Regions from separate parts of the Mus musculus genome. Here region 2 is linked to region 1. The links are chromatin contacts, found by POLR2A ChIA-PET in ENCODE. All regions are on one chromosome and are shown on one strand. Each heading gives the region's core, a stretch centred on a gene start or an enhancer-like site at or near the end of the contact. The rest is flanking DNA. Distances are from core to core; before and after follow the strand shown.

Evidence for each region. ChIA-PET counts read pairs that join two places held with the same protein, here RNA polymerase II (POLR2A).
Region 2: POLR2A ChIA-PET joins it to region 1 with 40 read pairs in Patski. The contact joins the enhancer-like site here to the promoter of Actr1a in region 1. POLR2A ChIA-PET finds 5 or more read pairs at or near these places in 3 of 5 experiments (Patski and embryonic stem cell).

Annotation. Positions count from the first base shown.
Region 1 is chr19:46,393,767-46,397,545 of GRCm38, reverse strand. Actr1a (ARP1 actin-related protein 1A, centractin alpha) reads left to right here and starts at 1,805. Exons shown (of 11, transcript NM_016860.2): 1 at 1,805-1,916. The coding sequence starts at 1,869. It overlaps Sufu (SUFU negative regulator of hedgehog signaling), which reads right to left and starts at 650. Exons shown (of 12, transcript NM_001025391.2): 1 at 262-650. The coding sequence starts at 443.
Region 2 is chr19:46,481,060-46,484,838 of GRCm38, reverse strand. It overlaps Sufu (SUFU negative regulator of hedgehog signaling), which reads right to left. Exons shown (of 12, transcript NM_001025391.2): 11 at 1,171-1,239. Among named protein-coding and RNA genes, the nearest start is that of Trim8, 19 kb to the left of the region's middle. Within about 2 kb of position 1,690, at least 2 of the 3 ENCODE cell types and tissues checked have a DNase peak (open chromatin) inside an H3K27ac peak, as active enhancers do.

The DNA of each region.
Region 1 (3,779 bases), core at 556-3,055:
TCTTACAGTCCCCCCTCCGCTTCTGTATACACCCCCAGTTCTCGGTTGTCCTAATCCGGGTTAACCCCTCACTACTCAAGGGATCCATTAACCCTTTGTCCCCATTCCCAACTTCTGTCCTAACTCCTTCCACAGCACCAGGAAGCTCCTGGTTCCCCAGTACTTAAACCGTTTTCTTCCTCCCCCTTCTGCAAATTACTTCGTCCCGGGTGTTCGAAGCTTTCCCGGCCGGACCCCGTCCTCCCGAGGCCCAGAGCATACCAGTACTTGACGATAGCGGTAACCTGGAGCGGGTTCGGCTGGTCAGGGTAGAGGCGGCGACACTCTCCGTAGATGGCGTGCAGTCCCGGGGGAAAGAGTGAAGCAAAGGCCGGAGGGGCACTAGGGCCAGAGGCCGGGGGCGCGGCGGGACCGGGGGCGACGCTAGGCCGCAGCTCCGCCATTGGGGCGCGTAGGGCGCGCGGAGAACCCGGGAGGGTAGAGGAGGGAAAGCGCCCCTATGGGCCAGCGGACCCACTGTGGATGAGACTCCCCGAGGCGATGGGGGCTACGGCGAGGTCTAACTCCGCGCCTGCGCACGAGGCTCCGTCCGCCCAAGCCGGAGCCTTCAAGACGTCGGCCAGAGGATGCTGTGGGACCGCGGGGAGCTCCAAGGGGCGGGGCGTCAGCGTGCCCTTTCCTGACACCTATTGGCTAGTGTCTTTGCCAGTCACAAGTGGGGAAGGCGTGACTTGACAATAGACTCCGCCTCCCTGCCCCTGGGTTGGGAGCGTCCCAAGGATCTTGGCCTCCCCCTAGTGTTAGGAGGAACCCAGTTTAGAACAGAGACTTGGTACCTTGAGGCGCCAGGGTCCTATGAAAGCTCTACACAACTACTAAGAAGCGCTTAATATTGTTTTACTAATACACAATTTTAAGATAAGCTTGACAACTAATTCATTAGACAGTATGTCATTATTATTAATGTTACAACTCTAATATTTCTTGGAACTATTGACAAAAAGGGTAACTCGAAATGTGCCTGGGGAAAATGCCTGGCTGTTTTAAAAAAAATTTACCTATTCTTTCTCTTCGCCTGGATGTTGTCATCCATCAAGGTCAAGAAAAATAATAAAACAATTTCTAAACCTTTAGATGATATTTTAGGCCCGTGGTTTTGTGGCATCCAACGTACAGGTATTTTTTTATAACCTCCATTGGCTTTTGCTTCATGGGTTTTGTCTTGTTTTGCTTTTTGTTTCATTTTTTTGTTTTTCGGGACAGGGTTTTTCTCTATAGCCCCTCGCTGTCCTGGAACTCTGTAAACCAGACTAGCCTCGAAAGAGGTGGGATTAAAGGCTTCCAGCACCACTCCCGGTGCTGCTGGGATATGTGTTGGGCAAGCATTCTACCACTGAGCGACAGATGTTTATTAATGGTTTGTATTGCCCAAGTGAAGGAATGGCTGAGAGATAGAACTACTCTGTAAAATTCAACCGCCCCTGAAGTACTGACAAATCCAAACCCAACTACTCACAAGTACTTCAGACTCCAAAATTTAAGAGTGTACTGGAAACCCCTTCGAAGGGATCTCAAATCCAGTCATGCAAGATAATCATCAACACTGTGGCTCTTTAATCTACAAACACTACAGACCCCACCATGTGTAGGAAATACACTGTCCAATCTCCTAAATCCGATCGGGCTGGGACCCGGTTTGGAGCGCAAGCCCTGGGGCAAAGAATGCTGGGGATTGTAGTTCCTCCGAGGCGAGGTCGGGCGGCTCCCTGGATGCCCAGTACCGGCGACTAGACTGCGCATGCGTGTCAGTGGCGTTTGCTGCGGACCGGGCTGGCAGTTCCTTCCTCGGAGGGAAAGATTCCTCTGCCATGGAGTCCTACGATGTGATCGCCAACCAGCCTGTTGTGATCGACAACGTGAGTAGCATCTTTCCTATCTTTAAAGGGACTGTGTTCTCCTCCAGGAAGGATTGTTTCCGCGGTTTCAGCCTAGGCCGCCAGCTCTTTGTCACTGGCTCGGCCTGTCAGGCGGGTTCAGCTGCCGCCGCCCGCGTCCTCCTCACATCCATAGTTTGAAGGCAGGGCGGCCAGCCAACATCCGTGTAATGGAGAATTTGAGGGTAGACAAAGGAAAGAGCTGTAGCCCGGGAAGGGTCCGTGGACCCTTGGCTCAGGGGGCCTTAACCGTTCTCTTAGAGCCCGACACCCGCCTTCGCTCTGGTTTTCCATCACTCAATTGGCTACTCTTGCTGTCTATCTTAGCCTATTGGTCCCGCCTTTGGGCCTTGCCGGATTAGAACAGCACTCCGCAGTCATTGGCTCCGGCGCTTGTCGCTCTTCCGGTCGCCATAGTGTTTCCCTTCTGTAAGGGGCGGTGCCGTGCAGTAGAGCTGTAGGGATTGGCTCGGCAACTCAGGGTGCGGAAGGCGATGGCTGGTCCACCGGTGAAAAAGGACAGTTTCCTTGGGTGTGAGCTGGAGGGGCAATTTAGTGAACTGTATCTGGGTGGGGCCGGACAAACCGGTACCAGAAATGGCCATGGGATTTCAGTTATTTTTGTGATTATAAATTATAGTTAGTCAAGGTAAAGAAGAAAGGGGGGTGACAAAGCAGGCGAGATGCTTTGATGTTTGCAGTGCCCAGGTGAGAGGCAGGGGGATTATCAGACACAGTGGTTGTCAGGTGCGCTAGCGTTTCCAGGACGCTTTGCACCAACATGCAAGTCGAAGCCTCCCAAAAAGTGAATGGTTAAGGAGGAAGTTTGCCCCTCTTTTCACAGTACGAACACGGAAGGTGGAGGTGACCAAGGTCATACAGCAATGGTGCCCCACAACTTCATCGCCTTATCTAAATGGCAATCCTTTGCTAAGCACCGCTCCACACATGCATCGATAAAGACAAATAGAAAGAACTTAAGTATTGCTTTTATGAGGAGGGACATTTGTCTTAATTTCTGAGTTTCACTCAAAGGTTTGGTCCCTCCCACACTGGTTAGAATCTTCCTACTTTCTGGGTCCCTCCCCTGAGGCAAACTACCAGTTCCCTCTGACCTAGGCTGACCTTTTCAGAGTCACTGTGATGTTCCGGCCCTCTGGGACCTGGACATGCCACTAGGTCCTTTTCTTTGTGTCGTAGGTGGATAGAGGTTGCTTTCTCCTGTTTATGCAGGAACAGGAGGATTGGGGAGGTTTTTCAAACCACCCACTTTAGGAGTTAAGGATCCAAGACTCACAAAAAAGATCCAAGACTCACACAGGAATCTGGTTCCAAGTTCTTCAAGGAAGGCGGTTTTATTTGTTGTGAATTTTTAAAAGGGAGGCTGAGGCTGGGGTGTATAGCCCAGATGGTATTGCTTGTCTGACATGCGTGAAATCCTGGGCTCCCTCCTCAGCACAGCATAAACTTTTGGTGTATAATCAGGTATAGTGGTCCGGGTCTGGAATCCCAGCACTAGAGAGGTGGAGGCAGGAAAGTCAGAAATGCAAGGTCATTGTTTGAAGCCAGCCTCTAAGATGTGGCATTGTTGGAAGCAGGGGGTGGGAGCAAGGTTAATTAAATGTGTTACTTTGGGGGTTTGTTTTGGTTTTGGTTTGGTTTGGTTTGGTTTGGTTTGGTTTGCTTTGGTTTTTTGTCTTCCTCACTAGCCTCAGTAGACTTTTTAACCCTTGTGGGTAAGGAAGTGAGATCCTTCATTCTTTATTAGTCCCTCTACCCACTCAACACAGTACCCAAGGCCCTCATATGCTCCGCTTCTCCCCCCTTCTCCTCTCCTCCTCTCTC
Region 2 (3,779 bases), core at 441-2,940, 87 kb before region 1:
TAAGCTCCCCTTGGCTCCTGTCTCTCCTGCCTGGACTGTCCTCTTCCCGCCCACTCAACACCCAAGCTCAAAGCAGCAGCCTGGCAGAACGCCACTGCAGTGTGACAAGACCTCTCCGGAAGCACTTCTGGGCAGCTGGCTTTGGCCTGACTGAATCCGGGAGCTAGGCCTCTGAGGCAGTGACTTGTAGGGGTGACTGGCTGGCACAGAGTGGGTACTTGATAACCTTGGACTATGCAAATGAATGAATGAATCAAGCTGGATCCCTGGGGCAGGGGGAGGGAAGGCTTGGCTCTATTGGGGTGACTGGCTCTGAGAAGTTTCTAACTAACTGGGAGGTGAGGTACTTTGCCCCGAGCACATTAGGGCAATGGAAGGGAAGGGGGTGATCTCTGCCACAGGCAGGGGAGGGTGGGCCAGAAGATCCCTCAGGCCTCGGAGGCTTGCTATTTACCCCACTACCCCATGGATCCTGGGGGCCAGGAAGATCCGCCTGCCTGCTGCCTGGGCGCTGATGGTTATAGGAGAAGGGACTTTCCAAGATGAGGTAAGTCCCTGCAAACGAGGAGGCCAGGAACAAGGAAGAAAAACAAAAGGGATTATAGACTCCATTCCTGCACTCCAGAGAAGGAGCCAAGGAGAGAAATCACCCCACCTGGCCTGCCAGCTCCCCACGCTCTCAGCTAGCCAGGAAGAGGCTGAGGGAGGCAAGCTAGAGCTGGCGAGGGAAGGGAGCGTGGCACTTGGGTGGCCCAAGGCAAGAGCAGGAGTCCCCTCCTGCCCACGAGAGCTCCCAGCGGAATGTTCTCTGGCAGCAGGCACGGGCTTTCTGTTCAGAATCTGCCAGGGAACAGCAGGGGCTGGGGAGAACTCTAGCCCACAGGCCCTGGCTACTTCTTCAATGAGGTTCCCAAGAGCTGGCGATTCAGGGTGCTGGGTGTCCTCACAAGGGTGGGGGCTGGGCAGGGCTGACCCATGAAGCCCAAGAAAAATAAAGTCATTGAACCTTCTCAGGGGTTCCTCTCCAGATTTATGCCTGTACTTCTGAAAACAGTCCACAGATGGGTGAGCGCTCGCACATGCGCACGTGCACGCACGCACACACACACACACACACACACACACACACACCCGGGAGTCCTCTATCAGTGAGAAATGAAATAGGCTCACTTCCTCTGGAGAGGTTAGATCTTCTAAGTCCTCCAACATCTTCTCTACAAACTCTTCTGTCAACAGAATCTGGGAAAGAAAGCAAAAGACAGGGTTTTAATTATTATTATTATTTTTTAATATACAGTCTTTTTTGCCAACTGCAAAGCAAGGGGGGTTTTTTTTAGCTGTGGAGGAGGGATGGCCCAAGGATTAGTTCTAGGGACAGAGGGACGAACTCGAGGCTTCCAGAAAAGACTGCACTCTCGCCCCAACCCCCTCCCCCCCGCTAGGGAAGGGCAGAGAGGGGGGGTGAGGCAGTGAAGGAAGGGAGGGCATCTGGAAGGTGGACAGCGCTGGCCTCGGAAGGGAGCCGGAAGGTGGGCGGAAACCCACCGCTTTGGGCTGTTTGGCCTCTGTGTGTTTCGAGGCAACAGAGAACAGGGAAGCCAAAGGCCGGCCGTGGGAGAGCTCCTGCCACCCTCTTCCTTTGCCTCATCAAGCTCTCGTGTTCCCCTTTTCCCAACCACGCAGGGCCAAAACAATCCGTGTGACTTTGGAGTACAAGCCCTGTCTGCGATCTAGACGAACCCCAATGGTGGATGACAAACCCTGGATCCTATCTCTACCACTAGGGGCAGGGAAGCAGGTCACAGCCAGACAAGAAAGACCAAAAAACCCAAGCCTTGGAGAATGAGAGCCTGCCTGGCTGCTCACAGAGGCAAGCAGTCTCTCAGGTTCCCACTGCAGCCATAGAATTATCTGTCAGGGCTGTCCCAGCAGGCCCCAGTCAGCAGCTATGCACGTCTAGACTTCTGGGATACCTCTTCTCTGGGTGTCTCCTACCTTCCCACTTCACTGCTTTATTCTGGTGCCTGTTACCCACAAGCTTTGGTGTCCAAGCCAACTAGCCCCACCACTTGGCTGGAGTAACCTCATCCTTATGCCCTAAGCAAGCTTTCTCGTGCTTCTCGGTCCTCGCTGCCCTTGTCCACCTGAGCCGTATGTAGAGGGTGCAAACGAAAGTGAAGGGTTCCTCTCAGAGAAACCTTCCCTTTCAGAAGCTGGCGAAATCAAAAACTTGAGAAAATACCCATTAAATTTCACTTGGGAGTTGTTTCCACTAGGAGGGCAGAAGTTTCCATGAGGTAAAGTGAGGCAGCAAAGGAAAAAGGAAGGAAACAGAGCAAAGAGGGGCAAAGCAAGATGGGCAAAATAGAGGGATGCAAGGAAGCCAAGAGCAGACACCACGCTGACTGCTTGCACCTTATCCCTTTCAGTCTCTTTCCGGATGGGTAAACTGAGGCACAGAGAGGTTATGGCACCTGCCCTGTGGGGCCAAAGACAGACCATATCCCAGTCCTGAAACTTGATGCCTCAGACACCGAGGGGGAGGGCACTGACTCAGTGTCTCCTCCTAGGAAGCCTGGTTCCCACCTGACTAGCAGCTCCCCAGAGGACCAGGACCAACCAGCACTGACCAGGAATAAAGGAGAGGGAGGGGGGAGGTAGGAGGGAGGAGGGAGAATAGAGTGTCCAGGAGAGTGTCCACCCAAGGTACTCATTTCTTTTCTTCCTTCAAGATCCCCAGAGGGGGTTGGCTGGCTCTTGCCAGCCTATCTGGCACTTTCTGGTCCTTGGCCACATCCAGTCACACCTGGCCTTCCTTCCTGGAGCCTGAGCCCTCCTCTTATCCCATGAGTCCCCTCCCCCAAGCCGAGTTTCTTCACTGGTTATCACCAGTCCGCTTGAGGAATATAAAGTCACATTCATATTTTTGGCATTTCCAGGGCTTGTTGCCATCTCTGAAAATGTTAGCACAAACACAAGCATACCTCAAACCCAGTTATGTTAGCGACTCTGACTCCAGTCTGAGTTCACTTCTAACCCTCAGATAATCCGGGGGAGGAGCTCTCTGCTGGAATAGTAAATAGGGCTGGAACTGTCTATTGCTGGGGTAGGATGGGGTAGGGGAGAACAGGGGCCACCCAAGAAGACTCCCAAGGGTGTTTTTCAACAACAAGAAAGGTAAGGCCACCAACAATCCAGTCCTAAGCCAGTCCCTCTGTCAAAGGTCTGGAACTGCTGAGCTATGGGGGCTTTCAGCAGACCTGCCGCCAAGGGTGGCTCCATCTGTGTGTGGACTTCATTTTGTACTCTGCTGGGGGAGGGGTGACAAGCCCCCGAGACGGGGACAAATCCTAGCTGTGCCTTCATTTTCACTTTTCAAGATTTGCTGGTTTCTGCTGGAAACCACATTGTTTTAAAAGAATTAAAGGGAAAAATTATACATGAGATCCACATAATATTAAGGGTGACATTCTCTGCACAGAAACACGACAGACTGTCGTAGCTCCGGGCACCTGATTTAATTTCCTTTGGGAGTTAAACCTTAGAAGCTTGGACTGAACAAACAGACCCTGTTCTTTGTATATTTCAGAGCTGGAGCTGAGAATGTTAACAGATCTTATCAACAGGATCCTGGAGATAGACAGCTATGATGGAGCAGCTCCTGGGAGCCCTCACTGGGAACAGACTCGCCGTTGTGAGGTCACTGTGGGAAAAGCCTGTGCAGGTCTAGGCCTTGCAGCTTCTGAAGCAAACTGTCCACTTAGAGCAGCTGGCCTCTG